Linked DNA regions of Homo sapiens: region 2 is linked to region 1. Evidence: read pairs that join two places in POLR2A ChIA-PET (ENCODE). Cell type or tissue: OCI-LY7. All regions are shown on one strand. Links, peaks and the distances in the headings refer to the core of each region. The heading gives the core; the rest is flanking DNA. Region 1 overlaps ST14 (ST14 transmembrane serine protease matriptase). Region 2 overlaps ZBTB44 (zinc finger and BTB domain containing 44).

Region 1 (9,477 bases), core at 2,721-6,720:
TGGAATCATCACTAATTCCACTCTGCAGTAAAGATATGATTTTATTAATGAACTTATCAAACATTTATTAGATATCATACCTCATGCTAGATTTGTGGAGCAAGACAGACCCCCTTCCCTCCCCTATCACAGGAGTCTGGGAGGGAGGTGTTGGAGAGGGATCTCCCAGAATTACTCCAAGGAGATGCCTGAGCTGAATTTCGAAGGGCAGGAGTGACTATTTTTTTTTTTTCTGAGATAGGGTCTTGCTCTGTCGCCTAGGCTGGAGTGCAGTGGCGCGATCTCGGCTCACTGCAACCTCTGCCTCCCGGGTTTGAGCAATTCTCCTGCCTCAGCCTTCCAAGCAGCTGGAATTACAGGTGTGCGCCACTGCGCCAGGCTAATTTTTGTATTTTTAGTAGAGATGGCGGTTTCACCATATGGGCCAGGCTGGTCTTGAATCCTGGCCTCGAGTGGTCTACCTGCCTTGAACTCCCAAAGTGCTGGGATTGCAGGCATGAGCCACCGTGCCCAGCCTATTTTTTTCATTTAACATTCTATCTTAGATAGCTTTTCCATGTCATTATCTACTTTTTGAAAAACGATTTTTGATTGCCTTATAAGCTTTCATCGAGGGAACATATCATTCTTTCCATCTTCTTATTTTAATCGTTTTATTGTTTGGGTGTGTTACTTGAATGCATCATTGGACAATTAATAGAAAAAGAGCAAACAGAATGAGGAAGGTAATTGGCAAGCAGACCCTGTGGAGGCCACGCTAGTCAGACCTCTTGTGGGTTATGCTGGTGAATTCTGGAAACGGTGTCTTCAAGGGAAGATGACTAAGGGTGAGATGGAACCAGATGGCCAGGGTTTAGAAAACATTTTGTTTGAATGATCAGAGGAGTTGAGCATGTTTAGCCAGAGGAGGTGCAGACTGAGAGAGCACACGAGCACCGATGTAGAGCTTCCACTGGAGCGTCTCCTGAGTGGGGAAACTAGGCTGGTTCTGTTGCAGTGCTAATTAGTGCAGAGGTGATTGCAGTGCTGATCACACTTGGTGGAAGGAAGAGCTTCCTAATACTCGTACTAAGGAAAATGCTATTTCTTCCAAAAGGATGGTCTCGCGAGGATGAGAGGTGGGTGACATGCCCTGCAGAATCTGTCTCGGCTCTGAGAATCCAATTTCAAGGGTAGATCCAGCAGTTCTCCCCTCGCTTGTATCCTATTCCCCCAGGATAGAGTCTGGTTCTAATAGAGGACACAGACTTCCTGGTGCCCTCCCCTGGGGGTGGGGCCCCTCTGTTTGCATAGTTGGTCCTTTCCCCAAAACAGGTGCTCAGATTTGTAGCCATGGAAGCGTGTTTTAGAACTTACCCAGTTCTAGAGGCTGCAGGCAGGCTTGGGTTTTTCCCACTAGCTTCTGCAGATCCCTGGGTCCACCAAGTCAGAAACAGACTGTGGCACCTCCATGCCATGAAATATGACTCAGCACTGAAAAGGAACAAGCTGATGGATGCAACAACTTGAAAGACCTCCAGGGAATTTTGTGCAGTTAAAAAAAAAGCCAACAGTCCCATACATACCATATTATTTATTTATATAATATAATGGGTTTTTTTTTTTTTTTTTTTTTTGAGACAGAGTCCTGCTCTGTCCCAGGCTGGAGTACAGCGGTGTGATCTGGGCTCACTGCAACCTCCGCCTCCCTGGTTCAAGCGATTCTCCTGCCTCAGCCTCCCGAGTAGCTGGGACTACAGGTGTGTGCCACCACACCCAGCTAATTTTTGTATTTTTAGTAGAGACAGGGTTTCGCCATGTTGGCCAGACTGGTCTTGAAATCCTGACCTCAGGTGATCCACCCGCCTTGGCCTTCCAAAGTGCTGGGATTACAGGCATGAGCCACCACGCCTGGCCTATATAACATAATTTTTGAAATGACACCATGTTAGTAGTAGAGGACAGATTAGCGATTGTGGAGCTGAAGGGGTGGGGGACAGGAGGGAGGTGGCTGTGGTTACAGAAGGCCATGGGCATCCTCGTGTTGGAGCTGTTCAGAATGTTGACTGTGATGCCAGAGACAGGGGACTACGCTAGCGATGACATAGATGGAACTTAATACTTAACGTGAGTAGCGGTGAAACGGGAAGTCTGAATAAGATCCGCGGATGATACTGCTGTTGTGGTATTATGATACAGTTTTATGAGGTGTGACTATTGGGAGAAACTGGGCAAGGATCTCAGTATGATTTCCTACAACTGTATGGGAATCTACAAGTATCTCCATAAAAATGTCAGTAATGAAAGGCACACTAGCTCGTGAAATCAGAATGTGGATTTAATAAAAAGTCAAGAAAACGAATGAAAAGAAGTTACTAGGTGCTGGCTGCACCTCTTGTTTCTCTTGTCGGGTTTTGGGGGATCTGCCTGTTTGTGCTGCTGCAGGCAGATGCTTCTGCTCTGAGTCCGGTGACTTGGGGCAGGAGGAAGGTGGGGCAGCTGGGCCGGGAAGTAGGTCTTTGGCACATAAGGAGAGGGCTGGTGCAAACTAAATGGGATCGAAGAGGCAGAGATGGAATTTTCCGGCTAGAATTGGCAAAAGAGGTTATGTCCTGGTGTGTGTGTTTTGGGGGCGACACACTGAACTGAGGACCAGGAGAGATCCGGCAAAGTCGAACTTTAAATGGGGCCTGAGGACAGTGGGTGGCCAGGCCAGGTCTGACCCCAGAGAGCCTGGGGGACTGTCAGCAGAGCCCTGAGGTGTGGACTGAGTATTTTTTCCCCTTCTTGGTTGAGGGCACTTGGCAACTGGCAGATTATTCCAGCCTGCCCTGGGGAGGCTGCCTAAGTCTGGCTATGGGGAGAGAAGACCTTCCATCAACCCATCAATTAGTCAATCAAGTGCTAACTCTGGGCAAGGTTGAGGGTGGAGGGGGAGGGAGAGAGGCAGTAGGAAGAGGAAACCGGGGCACTGTGACCAGCCAGGACTTCCTGGTCCACCCAGCATGGTGCAGGTTGGGGAAGAGGTGAGGCCCCAGGGAGAAAGTACGGTGGCTTGTTGTGGTCCCGGGAGGATTCCTGGCAAGGCTCAGCTTTGGCCTGTGTGCTGGAGGGCAGGCAGGTTCGGTAGGCGGTAGGGGAGCCCAGCCATTCCGAGCAGGCAGATGGGTTCCTAACCGAGAGGTTAGGAACCTCTTGGTTCCTAACAGGCTTGGGGGCCTTTCTGGCTAGAGCCAACGTCAGAGTTGAGGGAGCCAGTGCCCTTAGACCAATGTTAAAGGAGTGACGACCCATATACAGTGGTGGGCACAGCAGGGGCCCGTCTCTTGGGCCCAAGAAGTGGGTTTTGTAGTAGATAGAGTTTTGCAGAGTGTTCCTTTTTTTTTTGTTTTTGAAATCAACACTGTATTTATTGATTTAGACTACTTTATTGAGGTATGATTGATATGCAAAAAGCTGTACCTTTTTGTGACATTACAGACAGGGGCCTGTGCTAGCAATGACATAGAATGGAACTTAATATTCACATGAGTAGCAGTGAAACGGGAAATCTGAATAAGATCCACAGATGATACTGCTGTTGTGCTTATCACGAATGACAGCAAGATAGTGTCAATTAAGACAGCCATTTCAAGCTACTGACATCCTGCTCTTTTCTCTTGTTTTTTGTTTCTTTTGTTTCTATTTAATGTGTACAACCTGATGAGTGTGGATGTATGGAAACACCAGTGATACCATCCCATAAGTTAGGCTGCAAAATATCCATCACCTTCCAAAGTTTCCTCCTGCCCTCTTTATCTATTATTCTATTTATTTATAATAATAATTACTATTTTGTGATAAGAACACTTAATACAAGATCTCTTATTGAAGGTATGGACCACCTTTTGTGTATCCATTCATTTGCTAAGGAAAATGCTTAGTTTGTTCCCACATCTTGGCTTCTGTGAACAGTGCTGCAGTGAGCATAGGATGCAGCTCTCTCTTCAGATCCTGGTTTCAATTCCTTCCTTTGGATAAATACTCAGAAGTGGGCTCGCTGGATCTGCAGAGCATGATCTCTCTGGGCTTCAGTTCGCTTTTCTGCAATATTGGGGGGGTCTCTTGAGTGGTGCAAGATCAAAGATAACCAGGTCCCCGCACGTTTGTGTCTTTCCACAAGGTCAGACTTTTATTGATGCAATTTCAATCATAAACACCACTAGCCACATGGAGTTCCCAAAAAGACAATTCTCCTTAGTACTTCCTGTTCACTCAGGAGGCAGAGCCTCGGGCACACAGGCTGAAGCCACTCCACAAGTCAGTCAACATTGCAAGCCATACATAATCATATACTTAATATATAAATGTATAGATTAAACATCCCACATCAAAGTAACATTTATCATCAAGAGAAAGGGGTTAGGAAAAAGGGTTAATGAACCAGTCCAGGGAGAGCCACGAAGACAACAAGACCCTCCTGCCCTGGCCTGGGCAGTCTGTCGGTTTCGTGGGGAAGAGTTTCTGATGTTGGCAGAGGCTTCGCTGGCAGATGCTAGGTGCTTATCATGAGTGACAGCAAGATAGTGTCAATTAAGACAGCCATTTCAAGCTGCTGAAGTCTTGCTCTTTTCTCTTGTTTTGTTTTTTTGTTTCTTTTGGTTGCTTTTTTTTTTGAGACAGGGTCTCGCTCTGTTGCCCAAGCTGGAGTGCAGTGGCGTGATCACAGCTCACTGCAGCCTTGACATCCCAGGCTCAAGTGATCCTCCCACCTCAGCCCGCTGAGTAGCTGTGCCACCATGCTAAGCTAATTTTTTTAAAAAATTTTTGTAGAGATGGGGGTCTCTCTGCATTGCCCAGGCTTGTCTCAAACTCCAGGGCTCAAGCAATCCTCCCACCTCAGCCTGCCAAAGTGCTGGGATTCCAGGCATGAGCCACTGTGCCTGGCTGTCTTCTTTTTTTTTTTTTTTTTTTTTTTTGAGACAGAGTCTCAGTCTGCCACCCAGGCTGGAGTGCAGTGGTGCGATCTCGGCTCACTGCAAGCTCTGCCTCCCAGGTTCACGCCTTTCTCCTGCCTCAGCCTCCCCAGTAGCTGGGACTACAGGTGCCCACCACCATACCCGGCTAATTTTTTGTATTTTTAGTAGAGACGGGGTTTCACCGTGTTAGCCAGGATGGTCTTGATCTCCTAATCTCGTGATCCGCCCGCCTCAGCCTCCCAAAGTGCTGGGACTACAGGCGTGAACCACCGCGCCCGGCCATTGCTGTCCTCTTCCTATGGCCACAGAGTCCTCTACTGAGGACAGACAGTGGAGGAGTGTGTATGTCCTTGTCTGGCTGGATGCCGTGTTTATTTATTTGCAAAACATCTTGTCCCTGTTGACAAAGTGAAACATAAGATGAGGTCTTTTTCTAGGATGGAGTTATTTATGTCAAGGGTGCTGTGTACGAGCCTCACGCATCTGCAGTGGGACCCTATAGGAGGGCAAAGAACCAGCTTCAGTGAGGACTGCCTGACACAACTCTCTTCTTTCCTTTCTGGGGAGCTGGTGCAGGGGAGGGTGTGGCGTCACCACGCGAGTGGTCAGGACTGAGAGCCCTGAGCTGCTGGGGCAAATACTTTTCTCTGTGCCTCAGTTTTCCCCCTCTTAAAAGTGGGTTAATAACCACTTACGGCCTTCCAAATAGAACATAATTAGCTAATTCCTGCTAATGACTGAGGCCTACCTACTGTCTCTCTTTGATTTTAATTTCTCCACCCACTGTTTATCCATCTGCCAAAAGCCAGGCAGCCCAATTCCTCCCTCTGGTCTGGTGGAGCAGCTGAAGTTCAGATTCAAACTTCAAAACAAACTGAAAGGCTGGGCGCGGTGGCTCATGCCTGTAATCCCAGTACTTTGGGAGGCCGAGGAGAGCAGATCACCTGAGGTCAGGAGTCGAGACCAGCCTGGCCAAATGGCGAAATCCTGTCTCTGCTAAAAATACAAAAATTAGCCAGGTGTGGTGGCGGGCGCCTGTAGTCCCAGCTACTCGGGAGGCTGAGGCAGGAGAATCACTAGAACCTGGGAGGCGGAGGTTGTGGTGAGCTAAGATGGTGCCACTGCACTCCAGACTGCGTGACAGAGCGAGACTCTGTCTCAAAAAAAAAAAAAAAATCAAACACCCTCCAACAAAAAAAATGAAAGACCTTAACAGCACAAGTCTGTAGTGTGGGCCTTAGTGAGGAGCGACCTGGCAGGTCTTTCCAGGATCCCAGGAGCCAATCCTTGGCTGGCCCACATCTACCCGCCCTTGTCACTCTGTCCCGACCCATGGCTCCAGGAGGGCTCTGCTGCTGTCCCGCTTCTCTGTAACCCCTCTGTCCACTTTCTCTGGGAGAGAGCAGAAGGCCAGCCAGGGTGTCCCTACCCACTTGCACCCATGGGTGGTTTACCCCACAAGACCAGAGAGTGCTGGCCAGGTCGCAGCATGCTCTGGGCCTCAGCTTACACATAAAGCTTCTGGTAGTTTCCAAAAACATTTTTTAAGACAATGAAAACCTTGTTTCAAATACTTTTTTTGCAGAGCCTGAAAATAATGAAACAATTGGCTTGAAGCAGGAGCAGGACACAGAGGGCCTCTGGATCATTCTTTAAGACAAGTTAGGGATTCAAAACCACGGACAGACCCACAGCAGCAGGAGGAGGGAGTCTGCCCACAGGCTGCAGCCCCAGGAGCTGCTTTTCCACCTCTGAGGTCTCCCAAGGGATTGTCCCATCCCTCCTCCTGGGGGCCCACAGCCAGGTGAGGGAGGCGGTGGCCACAGCAAATACACTCATTATTTTTGGACATCTTTGTGCCATGTAGGTGTCTTCAAGAAATATCACGTCCAATTCTTACAGCCGCTAGGCTTCATTTTCAGATGAAAAAAGGGTTAAGAGAGGAAAATTTATCAAAAACCCAGATAGCTGAAAGTGTGGCAGAGCTGAATTTTGAACCCAAATCTATCTGACTCCAAATCCAGTGTTGCTCTCCTGGGCCCTCTGCTGCTTCTCCTGGGGGTGAGGTGTGTGGGTGTGGGGTGGGGGTGGGGGTGGCAGTTATTACCAACTCCCCGTATAGAGCCACCCTTGACATAAGTAACTCCATCTTAGAAAAAGACTTCATCTTCCATTTCATAGGGCACTTTGCCCACAAGGACAAGGTGTTTTGCTTGATAAATTTAAAGACTGCAAACAAACAGACAAGCATCCTCCTCCACTGTCAGTCCTCACCAGAGGACTCTGTGGCCATAAAAAGAGCAGGACTTTGGCAGTTCACCCTCTGCTGTCACTGGTGATAAGCACCCAACATCCACTGCCAAAGGCTCTGCCCACATTACAGACTCTTCCCTGAAAGACTGATGAACCAGCCAGCCTAGCCCAGCCCAGACTTTTTTTGTCTTCGTGGCTCTCCCTGGACTGGTTCATTAGCCCTTTTTCCTATCCCCTTTCTCTTGGTATGTTTTTCAGGTTTTGCCATAAATGTTACCTTATGGGTACCTGATAATTACGCGTCTAGTATATCTTGCATGGCTCTGCATGCCGAGAGAGCATTCATGTAGGAGAACTGCAGGTTAGGTGGTACTCCTAACAGAAGTGTTCTCTGAATTTCATTTATGACTGGAATTTCAAGCGGAATGGCAAATTCATTATATCTATCACGTGCCATCCCTAAGATAGCTGATTTTCTTGGATTCGTTTGTCCTTGTGTTAGATTTTTTCAAGTCCGTCTCCAGATTTTGTTGGGTCTGAATATGGGTGGACAGATCTCCAGGCTGATGTGATCCAGTCCCAGAGGGCTAGAACATATCTTGGCTGATTGGTGGGTTTTTTTTTGTTTTTTTGTTTTTGAAATGGAATATCACTCTTTTCTTTTCTTTTCCTCTCTCTCTTTCTCTCTCTCTCTTTCTTTTTGTTTTTGAGATGGAGTTTTGTTCTTGTTGCCCAGGCTGGAGTGCAATGGCGCAATCTCGGCTCATCCCAACCTCCGTCTCCCAGGTTCAAGTGATTCTCCCACCTCAGCCTCCCGAGTAGCTGGGATTACAGGCATGTGCCACCATGCCCGGCTAATTTTTTGTATTTTTAGTAGAGACGGGGTTTCTCCATGTTGGTCAGGCTGGTCTCAAACTCCTGACCTCAGGTGATCTGCCCACCTTGGCCTCCCAAAATGCTGGTGGGATTACAGGCGTGAGCCACCACACCTGGCCTGGAGTCTCACTCTTTCTTGCCCAGGCTGGAGTGCAATGGTGCGATCTCGGCTCACTGCAACCTCCACCCCCTGGGTTCAAGCGATTCTCCTGTCTCAGCCTCCCGAGTAGCTGGGACTACAGGCGTGTGCCACCACATCCAGCTAATTTTGTATTTTTAGTAGAGACGGAGTTTCATCATGTTGGCCAGGCTGGTTTCAAACTCCTGACCTCAGGTGATCCACCTGCCTCAGCCTCCCAAAGTACTGAAATTACAGGCGTGAGCCACCACATCCAGCCTTGGCTGATTTGTGGTTCTAATGGTTTATGGTTTGGTAGTTTTATAATAGCTCATGACAGTTTCCTGCTCGTGTAGGGATGCAATGCGTTTCTGTGCCTGATAGTGCCGTGGTGTCTGCTGCATTCTCCCACAGATGTAGGGGCCAGTCTGCATCTGTGCTCTGTCTTTGGCAAAAATCTGTTCTCAGTTTCAGTAACTCTGCTGTGGTGTAGTCTCCGTCCTCACTGGTGTCCTGAGGACTGTGATTCTCATAGTTATCATTGGTACCTCTTTTTCTAGTTATTATAGGTCTTGCTGTATATACCCACCCCAAGGGTCATTGTAATGTCCTAAGTTCTCTGCAGGGGGTTCCCTTGGTCCCAGGGGTTCCTCCTTAAAAGTTACCCCTGACAGGGATTTACTTTTCCTTTTTTTTTTTTCTTTTTCTTTTCTTTTTCTTTTTTCAGACAGAGTCTCGCTGTGTTGCCCAGGCTGGAGTGCCGTGGCGCAATCTCGGCTCACTGCAAGCTCCACTTCCCGGGTTCACACCGTTCTCCTGCCTCAGCCTCCCGAGTAGCTGGGACTACAGGTGCCCACCACCACACCCAGCTAATTTTTTGTATTTTTAGTAGAGATGGGGTTTCACCCTGTTAGCCAGGATAGTCTCGATCTCCTGACCTCATGATCCGCCTGCCTCGGCCTCCCAAAGTGCTGGGATTACAGGCTTGAGCCACCGCACCCGACCTACTTTTCCTTAAAATTCCTTGAGCTGGCTCTTTGCCTGTCTGGCGATCTGTGAGATACTTTGCATTAAAAGTACAGGGATTTTTTCTTTTAGGGCTTAACTTTTTTTTTTTTTTTTTTTTTTTTTTTTGAGACGGAGTCTCACTCTGTCACCCAGGCTGGAGTGCAGTGGCATGATCTCGGTTCACTGCAACCTCTGCCTCCTGGGTTCTAGTGATTCTCCTGCTTCAGCCTCCTGAGTAGCTGGGACTACAGGCCCATACTACCGCACCTGGCTAATTTTTTGTAT
Region 2 (8,920 bases), core at 4,915-8,914, 55 kb after region 1:
GCATGCTGTGTGGGTGGCAGCTGGTTCCCCTGGAGACTGAGGGCTGCTGGGCAGAGCCGAGCTGCTTGGTGGTTTCCCTGCTCTTGGCTCTGCTCATCCCTCTGCCCCACTCCCTACCTACGCTTTCCTCTGGAAGAGGAACTGGAAAGTGCGCTGATGCACACGAGAGGTGGGGCAAACCGATGACTGTGCCTGGAACGGTCCAGGTGGAGAGACAATCAGCAAATTGGGGCAATTCCTTCCACACCTGATGCCTGTTAACAGAGGCCAGTCAGGGGCTGGCTGCCACGGCAGGCTCCACGGGGAGCACGGCGATTTGTGTGTGTGGAAGGGCTCTTGTTGTCATGTACCTCATGGGTGGAGGCACAGGGCCCTACTGTCCAATCCCACCAGGGTCTGGGAGAAGGCATGTGGGTGGGCATGACTGGTGGTTACAGAGCATTCCGATGACATGGGGAGGACTAGGGGTCCAAAGGTTCTCTCTTACTCAACTGGGGAGGCCTCTCCTTCAGTTTTCCCTACTCTCCATTGAGATAAGTTGTACACGTCTGTGTGTCTGTGTAGATACATGTGCATGTATTGGCGTACTTACAAAGCACAACGTAAAGTTAGAACTAACTCTTCCTCCAAAGCTAGTCTGTGCCAGTGTTTCTCTTGAGACCACAAGGAAATCCCTGCCGTGTGTGACAGCCTGTATCTATGTAGGGGACTGGAATGCTCATAGGCAAGTGGCGGGGGCGGGGTTCGTACTGGCACATATCGGGTACTATCGGATGAATCAATGCAAATGCACAATGCCCCTGTTTAAATCTCATCCCCTTCCCAGGCCTTCTCCAGGGCAGTTAAACGTTCTTATGAAAGCCATTTCATATCTACTGAATGAACACATGGCACATGCCCGTGAAGCACATCTGCACGCATAGGCATTCTGCGTCCTACACGCAGGAGTAGCTGTGTAGTCAGCCAGACTCTCTGTGGGAAAGACGTGTCTCGGGATCTGACAGGTACAGGTCTTTTAAATGGCATTTTAAATTCCCACAGATGCCAACAATTTGGATATGGAGAATGAGCTCTTTTAAAAATTAAAATCTATAAGTGCCGCAAGCACCTGCCTCTAGCTCACAGCCACAGGGTCCTTGGCTTGTGTTGGGGAAACAAGCTTCGACTTTGTCCAGGAAAAGCCATCTTTTTTTGAGCCAGAGTTTTGCTCTTGTTGCCCAGGCTGGAGTGCAGTGGCGCAATCTCGGATCACTGGAACCTCCGCCTCCTGGGTTCATGCGATTCTCCTGCCTCAGCCTCCCCAGTAGGTGGGATTACAGGCGCCCGCCACCACGCCCGGCTATTTTTTTGTACTTTTAGTAAAGTTGGGGTTTTACCACGTTGGCCAGGCTGGTCTCAAAGTCCTGACCTCAGGTGATCCACCCACCTCAGCCTCCCAAAGTGCTGGGATTAGCGACGCGGGGAATCTCTCCTTTAGCCTAATTCTGAAGCCCAACTCTTGAACTTGGCCTAATTCTTGCTCCATTTTCTCTCAGACAGTTCCCTCTCAAAGAAACCAACAACAGAAAAGGGAGGTTGCCTAAGCGTTTAAGGCCACACACTTGGTGTTGCTACAGCTTAGAATGCAGCAGCTATTCTCTACGGTGCACAGAGGACACCTGGACTGAAGATCAGGTCCGCCTCTCCCCACTCTCCCCACCTACCACGTCTCCGTCAGCCCCGATGTCACGAACACACATCCCTTCCTCTCCAGCCCTACTCCCATCCCCTTCTTCTGGGTTCTTACCCGAAGTTCTGTTGTAACTCAGGGGTCTCAGTTAAGTCCGTATGCATCCCTTTAATCTGCTTTTAATATTTCTAGAGAGGGCTCTGATGTTTCTGTGCTCGAAAATGTGAGACGATTCTCGATTTCCTACCAAATATAGCTGCAGTTCTTCAGGCCTTCTCTGACCTGGTGCTAGTCTAGTTTACAAGGTTTTCTTCCACTCTTTCCCTTCAGGGATCCTGCAAGGCTCAGCAAGCTACACTCCTTCTGTTCCCTCAACCTCTGAGGCTGCGTATTGCTTCCCGGAGTCATCTCCTTCTCCGTCACTTGTCTGTACAAATCCTACATCTCTTCCCAAGGAAGACCCAGCTCAAGTGGTGCCTCTGCCATGCTACCTTCCCTCACCCCTCCAGCCAGGTCTCCCACTTCTTCAAATTTCCAAAGTATACTTTTTGGTGTTTCTCTCAGGGCAATCAGTTATTTCTATCAGTTGTATTTCTGTAATTCTTCTTTACTTCTGCTTACTTCCATAAGTTCCTTAAGGGCAGAGACTTCATTCATTCAAACAACCTTGGGCCTGGGGACCCCCTGGTACAAGAAACAGATACGGTCACTGTCCTAGTGGAACTTGATGTAATGGGGTTTAGTCCAGCTGTTTAGTCAGTTACATTAGTAATAGAAGCGCAGGATGTTATGTGAACATAATACAAAGTCTCAACCTAGCAGGAAAGGCTCTGGGAGAGCTTCCTTAAGAAGGGATACTTAATATGAACTTAATGGATGAGGAAACCAGGTGAAGGGGAGAAAAACGGCAGATGCCAGTGTCCTAAAGAACAGTTCGGGGAAAGTCTAGCCAGGCTGATAGCAGTTGTTCTGAGGATTAAAGTTAGTATTAATTCATAACTCCTACAGCCTATTTCAGACCCTCATTTAAAAACGAGTGAGACTCTGAGACATTTGCTGAAGTGAGAGTTGAGGCTAATCATCAGGCAGTCTGATGAAAATAATTCTAGGTATTCTGTCCTAAAGTTCCCGGGTAAGTACCTGTAAGCACTGTCGTACATGGAGCTTATGACCACTTCTTGGCAACATTTAATCATTCCTTTGACAGTTTTTGAGTTCTCTGTACCAGGTACTACAGAGGACACACAAATAGAAGGCATATTCCCTGATCTCAAGAATGTAGTCAGGTGAGGGAGACACGCGAGCGTGATGCCAGTCTTGTAATCAACAGATGAGGCTTCTGAAGTGGTCACAACATACGAGGCATGGTTCTAAGCATTTTACATGTAACTCACTCGATTCTCACAACTCCTCTGAGGTAGATTTTGCAAGGCTGTGTGGCTGAGAAGTGGTTTGGTAAAGGCAAACAAAATCTACTGTGGGAATCTACAGGAGTGAGTCAACCTCAAACCGAGGCAGGTAGAAGGGGAGTGTGAGGGCTGAGGGGCGGGTTCCGGGGGAGTGGGGGGCAGGAGGCTTTCGGCAGGGCAGTGGCCTGATTAGAAAGATGACTGCAGTAGCAATGCCAAGGATGGACTGGAAGGAAGCCCAGCTGAAGGGAGGGAATGGCAGCAAGGAGGCTGGTGCTGTTATTAGGCCAGAAACAACACAGGCTCGGATGAAGCTAGTAGCAGCAGGGATGAATAATGGAAAATGTTATCAACAGGGCTGTGAAGGATAACCCTGTGGAGGTATTAAATAGATGACAGCACATGAGAAAAAATCGACCAGTGCACATCTTTAGAAAATGGTCACGAGCACTTCCTTTCACACCGTAAGAAAAAGTTACAATGGCTCTCCTTTAAGGTAATTTAGACACAGCCACCTAGAGAATTCACATTTCCCTCCAGCATTACCCTCCCTCAAAGGTTTCACAAAGTGCCAATGCACAAAAGAACCCCAATTCCTGTTCTTCCAGGAACTGTGTTTGGGAGAGAGCCGAGTCCACAGAGACTCCACCAAGTCAATACCTCTTGAGACTCCAGCCCTGTTCACGGCCTGATTTCTCAGTGGATCTTTCTCCCTGTAATGGGCAGGAAGGGCACCGTTTACGTGGATCACACATCTGTTAGTACTTTTCCTGTTTATCTTACTGGGTTTCTCAAGATCAAATAGCTAAAAAGTGCTAGCAGTTTATAAACCGTAAAACAAAATGAAAAGGATTGTTAGGCTAGGCACGGTGGCTCACGCCTGTAGTCCCAGCACTTTGGGAGGCCGAGGTGGGTGGATCACGAGGTCAGGAGATGGAGACTCTCCTGGCTAACATAGTGAAACACCATCTCTACTAAAAATACAAAAAATTAGCCGGGTGTGGTGGCGGGCGCCTGTAGTCCCAGCTACTTGGGAGGCTGAGGCAGGAGAATCGCTTGAACCCAGGAGGCGGACGTTGCAGTGAGCTGAGATCGCACCACTGCACTCCAGGCTGGGCAACAGTGAGACTCCACCTCAAAAAAAAAAGAACAGAAAAGGACTGTTTACTAATTTTGTAAATCATCTGCACTCAACAAAGAATTCTGTTCCTGGATGAAAGTTAGGTACACAGTTCCTACTATATGTACTGTTGTTGAACTGTCAGCATTTCTGTCTGAGCCCCAATTTAAAACGGGCTACAGAACATTTATTTGGTGTAATATTTTCTTGTTATGTCCTAAGGCAACTTTGTCAACAGAGGGTCTCTAGATGTCAAGAATCATCAAAGGCCAGGTCATTTGAGCTGGCCCTTTACTAGGGGTGTGTGTGGGGTACTGAGCCTAACTTTCAGGATCTCTGGTAAATGAGACACTCACTAAATGACTTCCAGCCAAAGGCAGCCAGAAATGTTAGTCATGGGAAAAATTAGGCAGGTGTGGAAGAAAGGGCATGGGATGAAGTGAGGAAGCCTTGCAAAACGATGCTAAAGCTAGCTCCACTTTCTCATCTACAAAACAGATAGGTGTAAAAATTTTAATTTTGCAGAAAAATTCAAGTAAATGAATTGGAATTTAAGAAAACAACAAAACAGCTTTCCCTTTGTCCATAAAGGTGTTCAAACCCTAGTTATAAATCTATTTGCTCAAGAGGACTGACTTTCTAGATTGAATATGCCCTGTGTTAGTTTTTCTATCTGTATAGAAGTTAACTCCCCAAAAAAGAATTACATTAAATTTGGGGGTTTGATGTTGTTACATGCAAGTTCTGCCCCTTTAAACCTTTGGTATGTTTGTAGATTTTAACTTTCTCAGTTTAGTTCTTAGAACCAAAATTCCTGTTCAAAAGAGAAAAAGCCCAAACTTTTTTTTTGCTCTATCAGTTGAGATACACATCTTTGGTCATTACTTTTAGTATCATTCTCTGAAAGGAATCTTTCTGGTACGTAATTTATATGCAAGTATGCAAAGCCAACTGACAGGTTCTCACTCTGTCACCCAGGCTGGAGTGCGGTGGTGCAATCTCAGCTCACTGCAGGTCTTGACCTTCCAGGTTCAAGCAATTCTCCCACCTCAGCCTCTTGAGTAGCTGGGACTACAGGTGCGTGTCACCAGGCCCAGCTTTTTTTTTTTTTTTTTTTTTTTTTGGGTAGAGACGTCTCCCTATGTTGTCCAGGCTGGTCTTGAACTCCTGGGCTCAAGTGATCCTCCTCCCTCAGCCTTCCAAAGTGCTGGGATTACAGGTGTGGGCCACCATGGCTGGCAAGGATATATCTGTTTTGAATTCTTCATTCTGCACTTATATACATCATCTGTGGTCAAGGCTACTGAAGAACCCAACATTTTCTGACTTTGAATGATTTGGTAAATTGTTAAAAATGCTCGACACACTGGAATGAAAGAGTGTGCTTCTTAAAATTTACCCTCTTCCTCTCTGAACTTAATTCTAAAATGATCCAGGTAGCTTGAGGTCAATAAAATAATTTTATTTGCCTGTTACTGTCATTCTAAAGACCGGTATTGTCAAAATCCACATCAGTGAATCTAAAGTTAGAAAACTTTTCCTTCCTCAGGATCTCATAGATTCATACCTATGTAATGAGCTGTTTTCCCCTGCTAGGTACCCACTTTTTACTCCTTGGTTGTAAGATATCATTGAAATGGCACCAATTGGTCTCTAGTCAATAAAATGTGACTTTATAAAGAATCAGAGCAACTTTGAAAGATGCAACCCACCCATTAGTACCCAGCTTTACACAAGAACCTGATTCAATAGCTCTAGGATTGGATGATGTCCTCTAACTAGCTGCCTTTATACTCTCCTTCCAAGTTGGGGTATGGTGTTTGTGAGATCTTTGCACTTAAGCTCTACTTCACCAAAAATTGACATGTGCTGTCTAATATAACCCTCTCTACTCTGTGCACTCTAAGTAGATAATTATTTAAGTAATGAATTACTCTGATGCCTTTTCTCACTCACATGACCGCAGGCAACACTGCCGCCCAGCAAACAATAAATAACAACAGCAGGAAGTTTTATTCCATAAAGCATAAGATATTTTAATGAGAAAACGAAAACAAAATCAAACCTTAGTCTCATGTTTCTATCTAAAGACACTCAAAACTAGTTTTTCCCTGCCCATCCCTTTCCTAACTGCAACTTTATGTGTGACCATGTAATAAAGGCCAGTTTAAAGATTTTTTTTTTAAAAAAAGTTTAAACCTTTTTTAAAAAGATTAAACAATCAGGCTAGCAAAAAGGTACTCAATACATATTTTCCTTATATCAAACAAGCTAATTTCAGTACAATATAACTATACAGAATATATACAATACACATGTTCACAAAGCAAACACTATAGGCTCAGAACAGATTTGAAAAAACATGATATTCACATTGATTACAATAACCCTAAAAATGATTGTAACGTTGAAACGGCACTTAGTTTACAAAAAAGGTCACAAAAATATATATATATATGTAGTCACCAAGAACTATGGTTCCTGTAAAATACTAATAGCCAGATACTAGTATATAAAATGTGAAGTTCTGATATTGTATACATTTTTTGGAAATAAAACAAAATCCAAAACCATTTTTGTTATTGTCAAAAGTCAAACATGCCAAGTTAACTTAGCTATGGCCAGTGTCACCAAGTAAAGCCATACTTGAATGAGATGACGACTGGATACAAAGCTGGTGAACTGGGGACTGGCACAGTTAAGAGTTGTACTAATTCTAGGAAAGGGGTAGAAGACATAAAAACACCCATCTATGTAATTTAATTCACATTTTCTCCCCTGCATCACCTTCCCTTGAGAGTTTCACAAAATGCCAGTGCCCAGAAAGAATCACAATGCTATAACTGGCAGGGTAAAAAAGTCCCCCCGCCCCGACTTCCTTGCTGCCGGGCTATAGGCAAATATTAAAGCATGCATCAGCTACCCAAAGCCATCAGTCACCCATCTGGAAGACCATGGTGTACAGTTTCCGCCTAGGCTGGCTGCACTAGGAAGTACTCCAGTTTTTAAATGGAGCCAGCTTTATGTTAGCCCTGTAAAATATTGAGCTACTGTAGCAGCAAATATGACATTACAGAAAAACAAAATTTTATTTAAAAAATTGTTACATCAAAATTTTTTTCCTTCAAATCTGTGTCCTTTAACCAAACAACAGTTTCTTCTATCACTTAATTCTGGTCTTATTACCTCAGTCTGACTTTCTCATTATGCTTCTCTGGAAAGACACTTCTAAATCCTGGAGATTAAATTTACTCTTAAAAATGGAAATACAGGAATTTTAAAGTAAAAAGAAAAGGTCTGTTCTAAAAGTTCTTTCACAAATATATATATTTAAATATTAAAATAGGCTACCTAGGATTTTTATAAAATGGCTTTTGAAAAGATAGTAGAGGCACAAAGAAGCCATATACTATCCTCCAAGTTGGACATAAGGTGCCACAAGGCTGCCCTACAAAGAGGCAGGCAATCTCTACCTGATGCAACGGGAGGCACCAGTAAACAACAGAAACATTAAATACATTATTGGGAACTTGGACCAAAACCAAATTTTACTCTATTAGGGACCGTTGCTTTTTTAAAAAATACCTTGAGATATAAGCATTAGAAGTCATCACTTTGTACAAGGAAGAAAATGAATACAGTTTATGATCTTACTCCTTCCAAATACCTGATGTCACTCATTTCAGGTACCTGAAAGATGAAAAGCAGTGCAACTTTCAACAATTTAATGGACTACTCTCATTATGAGAGACTTTACACAGCATCTGTCAACTTGAAAATTAAATTGGTAACTGAAATAAAAAATCGCCTAGAGAAAACACACATAAGCTAATCCTAGAAAAGGCTCTCCTTAGAAAGCAGGTGTTTCTAAGAACTGCAGGAAAGGCTTCCCATCTTGAACACAGCTTCCACTAATACCAAGGGAAACGTGCATTAAGAGGAGAGATGACAGGGCTCCCTTAAAGCAGGAAGATTTATCCTTCCTCAGCAGGTGATGTACTTTGGTAACCTCAACATTCATTTATGGGATGATTTTTCATCTGTTTTATTGAATAATGAAATCTAAATGTGGCTAGATTGGCATTTGGGAAAACAAGGGCCTTTTAATAAAAGTCCTGACACTGGAGCTCCTCCCACCACTAGGCACCAATTTTATCAGTATATCGCCACAACCGTGCCTGGGACTTTAAGCTTCATCAGCAACATCAGTCAATTTAAACGAGAAAGGAACTAATAAAAGAATTTGACTTTATAAACCAGGTACTTTGAACAAAAACTAAAAATTTTAAAGTTAAAAAAAGTTTTGTTTTTAATCCGCAGTCCTTACTCTTAAGTTCTCTGTAAACTATTATGCACACAGAAACCTTGGTATTAGCTGAAGCCGGCCTGGGTCTTGCACAGTGGGGGTTTACTTAAGTAAAAGTAGCACAAACATTTCAAAGACAATCTCAATTTTTCAGATACTGCCAAACCGAGATACCAATAACATCTGAAATCTTTGCAGAGACTATTTATAAAAACATGGAAGTGTTTTTATTTTCCCATCATAAAAATATAATCACGATAGAGTGGAAATGTCTAACTGTATTAGTTTAGTAAAAAGTTAAAAAAAAGTATGACCACTGATGGTACTGGTACTACAAGTCTTCATCCCATAACTGACACAGGCTTAACCCCCCATAAATATTACAACATCTCAACTTATCTATCGTCTAAAATGAA

Evidence for each region. Peaks named below come from ENCODE experiments on the same cell type or tissue, not always from the same donor. Only the 100,000 strongest peaks of a DNase experiment are listed, where the experiment ranks them.
Region 2: POLR2A ChIA-PET joins it to region 1 with 14 read pairs; 3 of 35 experiments call an interaction of 5 or more read pairs at or near these places.

What each region holds. Positions count from the first base shown.
Region 1 is chr11:130,167,499-130,176,975 of GRCh38, forward strand. All of the region lies in intron 1 of ST14 (ST14 transmembrane serine protease matriptase), which reads left to right. Among named protein-coding and RNA genes, the nearest start is that of ST14, 12 kb to the left of the region's middle. In OCI-LY7, for the core only: no CTCF peak of the experiment used is centred there; DNase peaks (open chromatin) are centred at 3,554 and 4,513; H3K4me3 peaks cover 1,989 bases; H3K27ac peaks cover 3,920 bases.
Region 2 is chr11:130,220,469-130,229,388 of GRCh38, forward strand. It overlaps ZBTB44 (zinc finger and BTB domain containing 44), which reads right to left. Exons shown (of 8, transcript NM_001301098.2): 8 at 6,209-8,920. Among named protein-coding and RNA genes, the nearest start is that of ST14, 65 kb to the left of the region's middle. In OCI-LY7, for the core only: no CTCF peak of the experiment used is centred there; no DNase peak of the experiment used is centred there.